2 separate regions of the Homo sapiens genome follow, and region 2 is linked to region 1. Evidence: chromatin loops called from intact Hi-C (ENCODE). Cell type or tissue: endothelial cell of umbilical vein. All regions are shown on one strand. Links, peaks and the distances in the headings refer to the core of each region. The heading gives the core; the rest is flanking DNA.

Evidence for each region. Peaks named below come from ENCODE experiments on the same cell type or tissue, not always from the same donor. Only the 100,000 strongest peaks of a DNase experiment are listed, where the experiment ranks them.
Region 2: a loop joins it to region 1, with 3 times the contacts of the local background. A loop is called at or near these places in 5 of 110 quality-filtered maps.

What each region holds. Positions count from the first base shown.
Region 1 is chr9:113,990,950-113,998,995 of GRCh38, reverse strand. It overlaps ZNF618 (zinc finger protein 618), which reads right to left. Exons shown (of 15, transcript NM_001318042.2): 4 at 642-737. Among named protein-coding and RNA genes, the nearest start is that of AMBP, 83 kb to the left of the region's middle. In endothelial cell of umbilical vein, for the core only: no CTCF peak of the experiment used is centred there; a DNase peak (open chromatin) is centred at 4,655; H3K27ac peaks cover 1,108 bases.
Region 2 is chr9:113,926,130-113,934,175 of GRCh38, reverse strand. The region is part of intron 1 of ZNF618 (zinc finger protein 618); the gene reads right to left. Among named protein-coding and RNA genes, the nearest start is that of ZNF618, 54 kb to the right of the region's middle. In endothelial cell of umbilical vein, for the core only: no CTCF peak of the experiment used is centred there; a DNase peak (open chromatin) is centred at 4,235; H3K27ac peaks cover 2,330 bases.

The sequences.
Region 1 (8,046 bases), core at 3,112-5,611:
TCCTCCCTGTAACACTGTACACCCCTCAGGGGAACGGGTTGTGAGGGATAACGTGGTGGCTCCTTAGCACAGGGCCTGGTCCACAGCAGGCACACGATACAGGTCAGCTGCTGTTACTAGCAGCATTTTCCGAAGTTTATTCTTTGGAACCCAACTTCCTGAATGCACCCCAGCAAAAAGAGGACCATGGCCAAGAGTGCATGAGGGAGACCTCGTGGCGTGGCCTGTCCTGGGGAGGCCACTGCACAGGGGCAGCCGCAGGCCCTGCGAAGTCCTGCAGGGAGAGAGGTCAGCTACTGTTTAACCCAGGGTCTCCCAAACACATTTGGCTTGGAACCCTTTTGTCCCCTTGGCCTGTTTCAGAGTTGCGGCCCATAGGAAGTGCTGCCAAAATGCTCTGGACATTCTAGGCGTCCAGATTTCCACATGCTCTATCGTCCCTCCAGTAGTCCAGTACTTCCAGGGTCCCAGTCAGATTTGCTCACATGTAGCCAGGACAGGGGATGAAGAAGGTGGCCCCTCTTGACCCTGAGATGCTAACAGGGGCCTGCTTACTCAGGTCTGTAACTGATGGCTGTGTCCAGCTGTGCCCCCACCCATACTGGCCCCGGATCAGGCACTACCCCTTGGCCATCACGTACCAGATGCATATCTCAATGCTTGGTCAAAAATCCAGGTCCCTGAATACCGGCTTCGCACAGATCCACCGTGGGGGCTGCCTTCGGGCGCTTTTCCATCTGAATTACGTAAGAAATCAGAAAGAGCCCTTAAAGTTGGAGAATGCCTGGAAGGTTAGGGAAGGGGCGAAGTTGGCTGCACTTTGAGAAGCGTGGACAAGATCACACTGCCTACCTCTTCGTTAAAAACCTTGTGCTGGCCAAGGGGCATCCACATGTTCCCCAGGGAGGCTGGCACATGGCAGAATACAGCAGCCATGGGTCAACAGCTCCCTGAATTCAGTTTTGTGTTTTCTCTATATTCTGATTCAACATATGGTTAGAACACACAATTTCTACCCAAAAACCCTCCAGCAAAATCACCCTCCAAGGACATGTGCCCCACGGGTGCAGTGTCCATGCATCCCCCTGGCCTGTGGCCACCACAGACCCAGACTGATGCAGTGGTGCAAGGAGGGCCTTCTTGGGGACTCAGCTCAGGCAGTCCTCAGCCCCGACGCCTGGCTCCCTGCCCAGCACGCTCCCTCTTCTGTTCATCCCAGCCACTTTTTTCCTCTATGAACCATGGCTATCACCATCACCACCTGTCTGGGCTCACTTCATCTGCAATGTTTCCATGCAGACTGACCTCTGCCCCACTGCATGGGTGAGGAAGCAGAGGCTAGGGCAGCTGTGTGCAGCATTTCGCCCAGTTCATGCAGCCAGTTAGTGGGCTCGGGGTCCTGGCTCAGGGGTTTCTCACACCAGCTCAGTTCATCCTCACAATTCCAGCAGGTAAAGGTGATTATTATCCCCATTTTTCAGATGAGGAAAGTGAGGACCAGAGGGGCAACGAATAGCACCAGAGGTCGGTCAGATCTGATTTGCTCCCAAGCCACACAACTAGCTTCTTGGAAAGCACCAGGAAGAAATGGTGCTTGTGGGCTGTGCGCGGTGAATCTCAGCATTTTGGGAGGCCAAGGCAGGCAGATCACTTGAGTTCATGAGTTCAAGACCAGCCTGGGCAACACAGCAAGACCCCCATCTCTACAGAAAACACAAAAATTAGCTGGGCATGGTGGAGCACACCTGTAGTCCCAGCTACTTGGGAGGCTGAGGTGAGAGGAACACTTGAGCCCTGGAGGTCGAGGCTGCAGTGAGCTGTGATTATGCCACTGCACTCCAGCCTGGGCAACAGAGTAAGACCCTATCTCAAAAAAAAGAAAGAAAGAAGAAAAAAGAAGAAGAAGAAAGAAGAGGAAGAAGAAGAAAAAAAAAAGAAAGAGAGAGAGAGAACCTTTACCAGGTCTCATTTCCGTCCACCATCTTCCCAGAAGTCCTCATGAGGCTGGCAACTCAACATCCGTCGCAAGGATGAGCATCAGCTTGGCTAGTGGCTGGCAAGGAACTGGGCTCAAAGTAGGCCTTGGGGATCCAGAGCCATGCTACTGCCACCACCCCAGGTCACCTGCTGGATGTCAGGCAAGCTGTGTGTTCCTTTCAGTCATGGCACTTTCCTTAAATGCTACAGGGCAGCAGAGCCCCCCACTATGTCTGGTGCTGCCACAGGACTCCCCAGAGTGCCCTATTGAGAGCCCTGGGACTGCTCCCAGGGATGGCTGGCAGGGCTTGCCAGCACACAGGAGGCAGGAGCGGACTTTTCCTCTTCCCATTCCTGCTATCACAAGTGATGCAACAGTCGCCATCCCAACTAATCCGAGTTCACAGCTCCCACTGAGCACTTTCCCTAAACACCTGGCTTAGCTCCCTCCCAGAGCATCAGACAGACCAGGCGAGGACAGGGGGTCTAGTTCCTGAAGTCACAGAGGGGGACGCTGGGAAGATGCCTAGGAGAGGATGCAGGCTTCTGAGAAAGAATGTGGGGTAGCAACCCTTTGCACCCAGCCAGGTCTAGAGAAGCTCGGGCACCTTTCACAATACACAAAATGTGACAAGATAGAAATCCAAAGCTGGTGAATGAGAGAAGAAAAACGCAAGGGTAGGGACAGAAGGCTGGTTCCTTACAATGGACAGTCCCATATTTAGCTCAGAGCGTCTCAGGAGCCACTGTTCAGAGAACAAATGTTCAGGAGTGTGTCCAGCCCTCTCTGTTCAAACATGCAACAGGAGCTGGGTCCAGGGCTTGCCGAATGACAGGGGATCTGAACAGGGAAGTCATGGACAAGTGGGTTTCCTGAGGCTCTGGGGCTTGGCCTCAAACCAAATGTCCTCTGGAGCAGGGTCTTCTGAGTGAAGCACAAATCTCCTGGGGGTGTGTGGTGGCTGCCCAAGGGGTAAGTAGGTCCACACAGCCTTAAGAGAATCATCAGCTTCTAAATGTGTTCTTTCCTAAAATCAATGTGCCAGAGAATCTGGCAGGTGGGAGGCCCCACTCGCTGGTTCTTCCCACTCTCACCTTCACCCTTGTGCCACGTTACAAACAAAAGACGATCCTTTCACCCACCCCTAATCCTACCACGGTGCCTGCCCCAAGAGATGAAAACCCTGGGGCTCCAAGCAAAGAGGTGACCCTACAATACTGGTGTCGGGCTCAGAAAGTGAGTGGATCTAATGACCAGGAACAACTCCTTTTTTGAATCGGGTGACTTCCAACTCTCTGCTCTCAACAAAATTAGAGGAGGATATAATGGAGTTGTCAGCGAAGAGACCATTAAAAATATCATCTGATGATAGACCCCTGTGTGATTTCTGGCATACAACTTGGAAGGAATTCAAAGAATTGAGTGACACTGCTAAAACAAAACTCTATCCACTGCCAGCTACTTACATATGTGACTGAGCTTTCTAAGCACTTAGACCTACAAAAACCAAAAGATAGGAATTAAATTAATGTCGAATCTTGTCTCCTTCTAGCAATAAGAAATATTAATTCAGAGATACATGAGCCAATTGAGAAAGAAATGAAGCCCTATCCATTTCATTAAGAGATGCATTTTCAATAATTTTTTACTTTTACATTTACTATTTACCTAAATTTGTTTTTGATGAATTGTATGCTAATAACAACTCAATCTGGAAAAAAAAAATGTTGGAGAATGTAGAGCTTTATGATCCCAGGAAATTTTTTTTTTTTTTAGAAATTTCAATTTCAATTTATGTACATCTTGTTATGGTGATGAGTGTGAAACAGTGATCAATAAAAGACTTTCAAGCATAAAAAATATATTTTACATTAGGATAAAACCCTGTGGGGGCAGTGGACTGGAAATATGAGCTCAAGGAGAAAAAGGAAAGATGTAAAATTTCTGACTGTTAAAGATAGGCTTGTTCATATGTTTTTGAAGTGATGATGGTGGATATCAAATAGTGGTAGTGTTTGGATTCCCTTGGATACATTTTGAAAATTGGTTCACAGTTTTATTTCCAAAATGCCACCTTTTTTTTTTTTTTACACAATATCCTGGAAATTATATCCTTTGCAATGATTTAAACTTTGGATAAAAATGTTAGATGGCAACTCAAACATGTGAAAAAGAATATACAGTTTTCAAAATTCTTTTAGGAGGTATTGAGCAAAAACAAATGTTTGAAAACCTTGGCCTTTTAGGTTCCTGTCACTCTAGAGGTAACCCCAGAGGCATCAATGTCCTGAGGTTCCAGCTAATAGCAGTGGTACTGGTTTTACGTTTTTTGTCCCGTTAAAAACACTTCCATACCTATTACGTCACTCTGCCCCCAACAATTCTACTGGAAAGAGGGGCAGACTTTTATTCTACCTACTGACCATTCAAGACACGGTGGCTTAGAGAAGTTAAGGGGCTTATTCAAGTCCCCACAGTAGGGTAAACCCTGGGCTCTTGACTTACAGCCCAAGGGCCCTTTCTAACAGGGACCCTCTAACCCTTCAGACCCCAAGAGGAAGCGTCAGTAGCAGAGACAGGACGCGCCTGGGAGGGTGGCCAGAACTCCTCCTTTCCGAGTGGCTGCAGCAAAGAGCTGAGTGTTGGTTCTGGCAGGCTCTTGTGTGAGGCCCTGCCAACAACCTATTGAAACAGGAAACGAACTATCAGCTGGCACGATGAAGCAGGACCTGGCACCTACGCTGCCTGGGTCTGTCACAGGCTGAAACCCACGTGGCTGTGTCTGAATGACTGTCAAGCTCTTCTGCTGCTCCTTCCAGCGCCATAGCCTGGCTGCTGCCTCCTGGTTGGAGCTCCTTCCTCCTCTTTTCCTGGCTCTCTGGGCTGCCCTATGTGTGTGAGAACACCTCTGTACCTCGGTCCTGAAAGCTTGCTGCCTAGAAACATCCTTGCAGAATCCAGTCTCCCATCTATCTCATCCTTGACTCCCGCTCCTGCACTTTGTCCAGTGACCCTCCCTGATCACCTATGTCAGGACGGGGAACTCACTCCCTCACAGGCTTATGTCCAGTTACCAAACAGTTCCCATGATCACACGAAGTCCTTCCTTTTACTGAGTTGAAATCCCCTCCTGGAGACTTCTCCGTATTGGCTAGGACACCCTGGAATGTGTCTGCTCCATGCGCACCTTGCAAAATGCTGTAAGTTGTGAATATTTAGATTCCATTATCCCCCTCTTCAGGTCTCCACTATCGGGGAATAACCCAGTTGGTCCCTGTCCCTCATCTGAAGAGGGGTCAAGTCTGGGTCACTCATTCCCTCCACGGTCTCCTGCACTGCTACTGAGGAAACTCAGTTAAGTCTCGGGTCTCTGGGCCCCTACTGCTCTCCCTGGACTCCCTCATTAGTAAACACCTCAGGATTAAGGACCAGTGGTTTCACAGCATAGGAAAGAGTACCCACTGCTTAACAGTACACCTGGACCACCATAATGGGATGCGGGCATCCTTATCTCTCAGAGCCAGGAAATAGTCTAAGGGCTGGATGCTCTCACTGTTGTAAACCCAACTTGCCTTATCTTCATCAAGAAGAATGGCAAGTAGGTTTCCACTTCTAATTTTTCAATTCTAGCTGACTGGCAGAGACCTCTTGGCATACTGTGTTGAGAAGGATTCTGAGGTGCATCATTGGACAATGTACAGTAATCAATTCGCAGTGTCTGCCATGAACATGGGACTGCCATGAACCCGGAGCGAGGCTGGGTGAGCGAAGTCCTCAGGAGGCCCTTGGCACGGCAGGAGCAATGGTAGTGCCTTGTGTTTGCTCCTCCTCCTAGAGGAGCCCCTGAAACCTCAAGTGTGGTCTGCCCTTCCTTCTTGGGGCTGCTGTACAGAGCTGTTCCTGCAGCCTGTCAGATGGGTGCAGGCGTCTGTTAACTTCCTTTCTTTCATTTCTGCTTTTATCCAGCAAAGTTATTAAGTTTAGTATCTATCATCTCTGCTCTTCTTACTATAAAAGGAAGCTCTTGGTCTTGCCCCCAAACCCTGCACCAGCTCCAATGGCAGTGACTTTCTTTCTCGGAGTGAGAGACACCCTTCTCAGCACAGGGAATTCTCTGGGCAGCAGGGAAGCAGCAGCAACCATTGCGAACTTGGCAGCCAGCCTCCTGGGCACTGATGCCCCTCCTGACTCCAGCAGGAGAAGCTGCCAAATGCCATCTGTGTGTCCATGACCCGGGCTCCCCCACGGGAAGTGCCTTGGATGATGTTTGTGTCACTGGGAACATTGTTTGTCTGATGGCTATTAAAGGGCCAGTGTGGACTCGGGGAGGCTCCCTCATGGCGCAGCACTGGGTGACTGAACAGGAACACTCTTCTACTCAGCAACAGAGCCCGTCTCTGAGCCCGGAGCGAGGCTGGGTTAGCGAAGTACTCAGGAGGCCCTGGGCACCACAGCACCCAGCACTCCCCGCCAAGTGCCCCAGGAACACGTTAACTCCCCCATGCCCGGTGACCAGGACAACGAATGCACACTGCAGCAGGGGCTCACTTAAAAGCAAGCTCTAACCAGCACCCCACCCCAGCCAGGTCCCTGGGAGAGCTTTCCCTCCTTCATACACTTTCAGAAGCAGGTAGGAGGTAGGTGTTGTGGTAGGCCCTTCATAACACGAAAGAAAATGTCACCAACTTCCTGGGTGACCCTGGGCAACTCTCATCCTTTCCTCAGGCCTTGTCTGCCCCTCTATAAAATAAGGAGGTCATGGGTACCAAATTGACAGCATGCATAGCTCCACTGCCCACTTCTACATCCAGGGCAGACACCAACAATCAATCATGCCACCCTTTAGAATCCTCAACAGAGAACTCCTTACAGCCAGTAGCAACTGCTTGGACTTAACCCACAAAATCTACTTGCCATCTTGAGATGAGAGGAGTCCAAAAGGTTCAACTCTAACACTGATTTTGTTTTTAAATGCCTTTCTTTCCTGGTGATGAGGCCAAGCCAGCTTCCTCTGAGCCTGACCCTTGGAAGAAAACCCCCATCCCTAGGCAGAAAAGCCTGACTTCCAGCATGCAAGATGAGCTGCCGTGACAGCAGGGAGCACTCTGGCCCTGCTTCCGTAGGGCTACACCATGGCAGCTCCACACGTCCCTTGTCACTGGGGCTTCTACATCTTTTTCACAGGGGTCTGCCCAAAGCAGATTACAAGATCCTCAAAGTCCCTGAATTGGAGGGAAGCAGTACTAGAAGGAACACCAAGGTCCAGACAGGTTTCCCAGTCCAGTTCCCAGGGGAGAAAACTGAAGCCCACTTGGAATCCCTGTCTTCTAATACCTTATCCTGCACCGACTTTATTCCCCATCCCATCGTTTCAATATATCACAATAGCTTACTTCTTAGATGGGAAAAAGCAGAAACAATGACTATCCCTTCCTCTTGAAGAGGCATTTTATACTGTTAATATTAGTAGTACTGAGAATACTAGCTACTTGTTTACTAAGCACAATGTTGAGCACTTCACATACATTATCTCATTGAATACTCAGATAGCCTGATGATTTCATAATTGTAAGAACTGAGACAGACAGGGCCTGAGGTAGCACACCAGTTAAGTCATGGAGCCTGGATTCACTCCCAGTCCAAGGATCCCAGCTCATTCTCCTCAGGCAACACTGTTTCCTTCCACTGCCGCCTTGGATGGCCACGCCCATGAGGTGGCCGGGACAGGGGCCATGCCTCATGTAACACAGGAGGACACTAAGGTACAGTGAGGCCAAGGACCCTGCTGCTGAGCAGCAGCTCAGCTGGAATCAGCATCGGTGGCTGGCATGAGGCTCACGGGTCCTGGGGCTCTCACTGTGCAGGCAGCTGGCCTAAGGAAGATTCCCAGCATTTCCCTGGCCTAGCTGCCCAGAGCTTTCCCCACTGAATCCAGACTGCTGGCTCTATCCCAGGATTCAGATTCAACCATCCTTTCCTGGGCATCTCCTGGTGAAGGGCAGAAACAGCTACTGGGTCTAATGAGTCTTAACACACACAGATACCAAAGAGAGCAAGTGCAGGTCTTC
Region 2 (8,046 bases), core at 2,868-5,367, 65 kb after region 1:
TGCCCGTGAGTTGGGCCCCTGGCTCACTGACTTTCCTGCCGCCATTACTTCTGTCTTCAATTTTGGCTATACTAACAACTCATCTGACTCTGATCAATCAGTTCTTGGATCTCCTTTCTTTCAGTCCCCTTTCTCTCCCCTGTCCCCAGCCCACCAGCTCAACCCCTGCTCCCAGGTAACACCCTAGACCTTGTCCTTAGCAATGACACCACCATGCCATGATCTCAATTTCAAGCATCCTGTCTCCTGACTCCCAGACCCTTCCACCAATCCTGGCCCCCACAGGAGCTGCAATCCACCACCCTGTCACCCTTGCCCTGCCATGCCCCTCCCCCACTGCTATCCCTCCCCAGCCAAGACCAAGCCCATCACAATGATTGCCCCTTTGCCTAATCTTTCCATCTTTAGACCTCTCTCTCCTTTTATTCTCTGGCAAAACCCCAAGTCAACTCCTTGCCTACCCCACACTGGAAGAACACACAAAACCATGTGGATTGTCTGACTTTAAATGTGTGACCACAAACCTCCAGTGGGCCCTTAGTACAGCCCAACAATTTCCCTCCTCAATTCATGATCCTAGATGGGCATTTGAGACTTTCGCCTCTCTCCTCAAACCTCAAACAACCTGCTCTCCACTAACAGCTACTTTCCCTGAGAAAATAGAAGCAATCAGGAGAAAACTACTCATCTCCCCACCACCAGATCTAATGCACTCTAAAGTCACTCTTCCTGCGTGCTGCCCCAGTGGAATTGTACTTCTTTCTCTTGGCTTGGACCCGAGGTCACTGAGCTGGCAATTTCCCTGCTCTCCTGCAACATCAGTTTTCCCTTCCCGACCAGAGGCTTTCCACAGCATAGCAACAGACTGTGATGTCAGCACTAGGGAACATGCCCCTAACTCTGTTCCTCTTTAGAGCAAACTCAAAATGCACCTACGCTGACTGGCTCTACCTCAGTTCCCATTCTGTTGATTCCATTCCTCTCAAATTAGCCAGCTCTGCCCCAACAGGACTCCACTGAAGTCATCTTCCCAAAGTCACCAGTGCCCAGTGCTGCCAAACCCAGTGGACATTCCTCAGATCTCATCTTAGCTGACATGCTTGATCTCTCCTTTCTTCCTGGCTTTGAAGACCCCTCTGGCATCTTCCCACCTCGCTGGTTGCTCCTTGGTCCATTGACCGGTTCCTCCTCCTCTCCCCGAGTCTGAGGCTTATTCCCTAGGTGAGCTGTCAAGTCTCACTATTAAATGCCATCTATATGCAGATGATCCAGCAATTTAATATTCAGCCCTGACCACTGCTCGCCTGCGCTCCAGACTTACATCCAACAGCTTACATAACATCAGCACTGGGGCACCTCAGAGGCATCTTAAAATTCACCTAATGGCTCCCATTCCACACCTCCACCCCACTCCCCCTATACCTGGTCCTCAGAGTCTCACCCCATCTAGCAATGGTGCTCCCAATCACCCAGCGCTCAGGCCAATACCTAGACTGGGGTTAGCCTCAATTCCTTCATGCTCCACATCCAAGGAAGCCAGGAAGTCCTGCTGGTCTGACATCGACATTCATTCAACGTAGCCTCTCCTCACTCTCTCTCCACCACCTCTCTACTGTCCTCTCTTCCAAACCAGCATCACATTTCACCTGGGCTCCCTCTAAGTTTCCCAACCAGTCTTCTAATTTCCATTCTTTCCCTCATAGCAGCCAGGGGATCCTCTTAAAATGTAAATTGGATCCTGTCAACACCTCTGCTCAAAACCTTATAAAATCCTCCAACCCCTTCCCAGTGGCCTCCATGACCCTCCGTGACCTGGCTACCCCTGCCTAACCAGCCGCACCCCCTCATCTCCATCTAGCCACTGTGGCCTTTCTACTGCTCATTCCAACCTTTGCACTCACTGTTCCCTCACCTAGAATGCTGTTCCCCACCAATTGCAAGGTTTGCTTCCTCATTTCATGCACGCCTCTGTTTATCAGAGAGGTCTTTCCTGACTCCCAAACTCAAATAGCCCTCCACTCCATTACCTGCCCCTGTCTATCCCAAATCCGTTTCCTTTTTCTTCGCAGCACTTAACAGTATCTGAATTCCATTCATCATTTAGTTGTCAGGGCAGGAGTCTTATCTTATTCACTGCTATATTCCCAATGCCCACAACAGGCCCCAGCCCACAGCAGACGATCTATAAATACATGTTGAATAAATGAATTCACAAATGAATGAATCAATCACTACACTATACAGCCTTCCCTCAGCCCAAGGAGTAGAGAACAGCATTGTCCAACAGGAATAAAATATGAGCCACATATGCAATGTTAAATCTTCTAGTAGACACATTTAAAAAAGTAAAAAGAAACAGTGAAATTAATTTTACTATTGTATTTTTTAAACCGATGTATCAAAATGTTATTTCAACCTATCAATACTGAAATAATTATTAGTGATGTTTTACAATCTTTCATACTAAGTCTTCGGAATGTGGTACGTATTTTACACTTACAGCACATCTCGATTTGGACTAGCCAAGTTTCAAGGGCTCAACAGCCCCATGTGGCTTGTGGCTACTGTATCAGCCCAAATCTAAAACGTGAGCCTGATCTGGTCCTTCCCACACCTAAACCTTCCCCTGACACTTCATCACTCCCAAGATGAAATTCCAACCCAGCCAAGCATTAAACCTGCCCATCTGGAGTCGCAAGCCTCATCTCTCAACACGCCCCTGGTATCCAACACAACTTCAAATCTCTGTGCCCTCCACTCCCTGACTTTGAGCCTGGGGCACATGCTGTCCCTTCTGCCTCAAAGGCTCCTGTCCTATTCATCTGAAGACCTCCTACTCAATCTTCAACACTCCTGCCCCACGCTCCTAAACTGCCATCTCCCCGACACGAGTGTGCTCAGGGCAGGGACCACCTCATGCCTCTATGCTGAGTACACAGCAGGTGTTCCATGCTTATCACTGAATTAGTGACAGAAGGTGGCTCCTTGGCAATCAGGCCATCATTCACTCCCCACTTCTGCCCACTCCACAGCACCTCTCTGCCCTTACTCAACATACCATCCAGAAAAACAGTGAATGGTGTATTCCTGTGTCCAGTCTTTCCTATTTCTTCTATATCTAACTATTCTCCCTGAATTCTATCCTAAAAAAGTAAAACTCCAAGTAAATTTCAGTATTTCCCCCAGTATTCTAATGAAGGGGGAGTAATTATCACACAATTTAATGTAAAAATATTGTCAGGTGCTTATTGGCCTTTACTTCCTTTGCTGCCCCCGAATAAGGCTAAAATCCAGAAAAGAGAAATAGTTTTATGTGAAAAACTGATCCTGTTGGATCATCACAGTCCTGAGCCCAGAAAAGTGACAGTTCAATACCAACACCAGAGGCACCAACAGCTACCACTGTTGCCCCCAGCAGCAATGCCATTGATTCAAAAGAAAGACCACTGCTGAGCGAGGAAGGCAAGGAATCAGAGCCTCCTTCGCTTCTAGGCACCTTCTTGTCAAACTTTAAAGGACAGAAATGTGAGTACGTTACTGCACTGACTACTTCATTCAACAAACATTAATGAGCACTTCATCTTCACGGGGCACCAGGCCACATGCTGGGAAACAGCCTTAAAAATAGAAATTACACCTCTGAGTTTGTTTGCCTAAAATGGCAATAATTTCTTATCCATTCAAGGACAAGCCTGCTTTTTTTGAACAAGTTTAAAAAAAAATAGGCGCCCCCTAAACCTATGAAGTTTCCCATCATGAAGCTCAATGCATATCTACAACTAAACATTTTTAAGGGAATTCAAGTAGTAGAACTGGGACTATGATTTAAACTAACTAGTTTTAAATGTATAAACCCAACATGAAAGTTTTATGAGCAAACAAAGCATGTGCAACGCTTTTCCTGCCCCTAAATGACTTAAGTAACATCTAAGAAAATGAGTAAAAGGTAACCTTGACATACATTTCAGTTTCCCCAAAAAACTTGGGGGAAATTCCAGAAGCGAGGCAATTTCCCCATGTTTTGGCTTCAGAACCTACAGACAACGTGTAACACTAGGTCTCCTTTGCAAACAAGGAGGAATGAATGAGGGCCATTGGTTTATCACAACCTAGGACCACTCCACTCCTCCCAGAACACGTGAAAGCCCTATAGGCCAAGGCTGTTATCAGAGGAAATGCTTTTAAAAACACATTCATCATGGGGGAAAAAGCCAAGATAAACAAGCTCTGAGTTACTGGTTATTCATACAATGTCATGTGATGACTGCTATTTCCACTCTTCTTATTAGAAAGCCATTTTGTTATTTAAAGCAACAATAAAGACAAAGCTGGCATCGGGAAGTACTGCCATGAAACACCAACTCATTCCAAAACCATTTCCTTATCTCGGGTAACAAGTGAACTAAAGGTTATGTTATTGTCACTAAAGCATAGAGTACTGGAAGAGCTTTGGCCTTATCCCCACTATAAAGCTGGGAAAACTGAGGCCCAGAGAGCACATTTCAGACCTGAATTCAGGATTCCCAGCCCAGCTTGGTCCACCCAACATTTGTCCCTGACAAGAGGCAGGGATACTAAGCAAACCACAGCCCTTACTGTATCCCTGTCTCCCAGCTAATTTAAGGGTGCCACAGCCTCCAGCAGAGTTTTGAAATAGGAGAACATCAACACCTACCAGGTGAGGACTTTCAATTTCAGCCCTGATATGTACAGAGCTTGGAAGTCATCACTCCCATCCTTACAACAAGAAAAAAGCTGCAAAAACTGAAAATCAACAAGTTTTCTTAGATATATCAGAGGATTGAGGCCACAGAGCAAACCACCCTGAAATCTGCAGAGACAGTCAACTGCAGAGAAATACAGCTTACCAGGAGCTGCAGTGGCTGGGGCTGGTAACTGGTAGGAACGTTTAAACAGTAACTGACTTAGCTGCTAGAAGCTGAGTATGCACTAGCTTGAGAGTTAAAATCTGGGGTCCAGTCTTAGGGGAGTCATCACATTTTCATAGATTTTAACTCCAGGAGCTTGAACAGGTTCTCATGGTGGAGATTAGACAATAATCCCATTGTCCTTCAGTGAGATGAATGTGGAGTTGGGGGTGGAAAATAACCATTTAAAATACACCAGGGGAAAAGTGATCATTCTGAAATAGCATAGAGTGTGCTGTTCTCCAGAGCAAAGGCCTGCCCTTGAAAGAATCTACCTTACCACAGACTTATCTGACCTAAGGGAAGGACAACTGGACAACTCCAGCCTGTCGAGCCTTCCTATCTCACATAAAGGGAGAAGAAAAGGCTATGAAATTTTTCTGAAGATCACAGCCCAGGGATGCAGGCCCACTTAAAAAATAATAATAATTGAGATTGAATCATGAGAGTATAGACTACTTCCTCTCCCTAATACTTAACCACATCAAAAAGACTCCAATATAATAAGAGTGGATTACAAATGAGACAGCTGCAAGACACAGATTCTATTTAAGAAGGAGTTTCTAGGGAAATCTAAAGACAACAGGAAAAGGGAGAGAAAACAAAAAACAAAGAAAAGAGGAAATTGAAGCTTCTGGCATCTCCAGCTACAGCGAACATTAAACACAGAACAGTTCCTAGCCACATAAACATAAAACTTCACACTAATATCCTCATGACCTCTGTTTCTATTAATAGATACGTCAGGTCTGGCTTTCAACAAAAAAATTACATGGTATTCTAAAAGGCAAGGAAAGAAACACAACCTGAAGAGAGACAGCAGACATCAGAACTGGCTTAGATATGACACAGACTTTGGAACTGTCAGATAAGCAATTGTAAATAACTACGATTAATATGTTTAGGGTTCTAATGGAAAAATTAGACAACATCCAAAAACAGATGGTTAACATAAGCAAAGAGATGGAAACTATAGGAAAGAATGAAACGAAAACACAAGAAATCAGATACACAGCAACAGAAATGGAGAATGCCTTTAATGAGCTCATCAGTAGCTGGATATAGCTGATAAAAAACAAAAATCACTGCATTGGAAGAGTTCAATAGGAACTATCCAAACTGAAGTACAAAGAGATTTTCAAAAAGAGATGATACAAACTTCTGGTTTCCATTCCAACATGTAAAGAGCTTGGAGGCTGTCACTCCATGCCTCGTAACAAGAAAAAAACCTTAACAAACTGAAACTAAACAACTTTTTAGATCCATCAGAGAACTGAGGTCACAGAGCAAACCACTGCCCCTAAAAGTGGAGAGACAGCAAATAAAGAGAATTGCAACTTAAGACAAGCTGATGAACTCGCTTGAAAGACGAAAACTTCCATGAGCTTCACCAGCTTCTCAGAGTTAAGATGGAAGAAAAATCTCCTCATGGTGGGGTAGGGACAAAGTAACATTTTGAAATACCTGCAGAACATACTGTTCTATTCAACAAAAGCCTGCCCTCAAGGGAAACTATTTACTAGGGTCTAACCAAAGTGGGTTTTACCAGGGTCTGATTGATATGGGGGAAGGGAAATGTCCTTCTCCAACCCCTCTAGTTTTCAACACAAGGGAAAGGAAAATATCCAACTCCAGACTCCTCTAGCCTTCCTGTCTCACCTAAGGGGTTAAAGAAAAATTTCACAAGCACATGTAAAGGTCACGACACAGGGGCACAGGCCCACTAAAAGACTGAGAACCAATGAGAGGATTCTAGAACACTACCCCTCGCCCAGTCCTTAGCACCACATCAACAGGACTCCTGTATGCTAATGGGATCACAGCTGAAAGAACTACAAGGATTGGTCACTATTTAAGGAATCTCTAAAGAAACCCAAAGACAACAGGTGAGACAAAAACAAGGACCAGAGAGGAAATTTTAGCCTCTGACACTGACAGCTACAATAAATTGTAAACACAGCCTAATTCCTAGCCTGATAAACATAAAACCTCACACTAAAGGCCTATTTACCTCAGTTCCTTTTACCTAATACATCATGCAAGGCTTTAAACCTCACATTAAAATGCTGATTACCTCTGTACCTACTACTAGATACAACATGTCCAGCTTTCAACAAAAAATTATAAGGCATGTTAAAAGGCAAAAAACTGAACAGCTACAGTAAGAGGCATCAGAACCAGACTCGGATATGACATAGACTTGGGAATTTATTTACTTTTTATTTATTTATTTTTGAGACAGGGTCTCATTCTGTTGCCCAGGCTGGAGTGCAGGGGTGCGATCTCAGCTCATTGTAACATCTGCCTCCCAGGCTCAAGTGATCCTCCCACCTCAGCCTCCTGAGTAGCTGAGACTATAGGCACATGCCACCATACTCAGCTAATTTTTGTATTTTTTGTAAAGACAGGGTTTCACCATGTTGCACAGGCTGGTCTTGAACTCTTGAGCTCAAGCGATCCACCCATCTTGGCCTTCCAAAATGCTGGGATTACAAGCATGAGCTACAGTGCAGATTTGGGAATTTAAAATACCAGTAAAAAATACACAAAGTGCTCTAATGGAAAAGGTGGACAACATGCAAGAACTGCTGATAATATAAGCAGAGAGATGGAAACTAAGAGAGAATCAAAAGAAATTGCTAAAAACAGAAATTTCATAAATAGAAAAAACAGAGAAAAAAGAGTGTAAAAAATAGAGCCAAATATCCAAAAACTGTGAGATAACTACAAAAGGTATAGCATAAATGTAATGGTAATACCAGAAAGAAAAGAAAGAAAAAACAGAAGAAATATTTGAAGTAGCAATGGCTGAGAATTTTCCAAAATTAATGACAGACACAAAACCACAGATCCAGGAAGCTCAGAGAGCACCAAGCAGAACAAAAACCAAAAAAACTGTATCCCAGCGTATCATACTCAAATTGCAGAAAATAAAAGACAAAAAGAAAATATTGAAATATTTTTGCAAAAGGGGTCCAAAAAACCTTACTTATAAGAAGAATAAGGATAAGAATTACATTGGATTTCTCTCCAGAAATCATGCAAGCAAGAAGATAGGTGAAATACTGAAAGTCCTAAAAGAAAAAAAAAAAAAACAACACCAACCTAGAAATCTGAT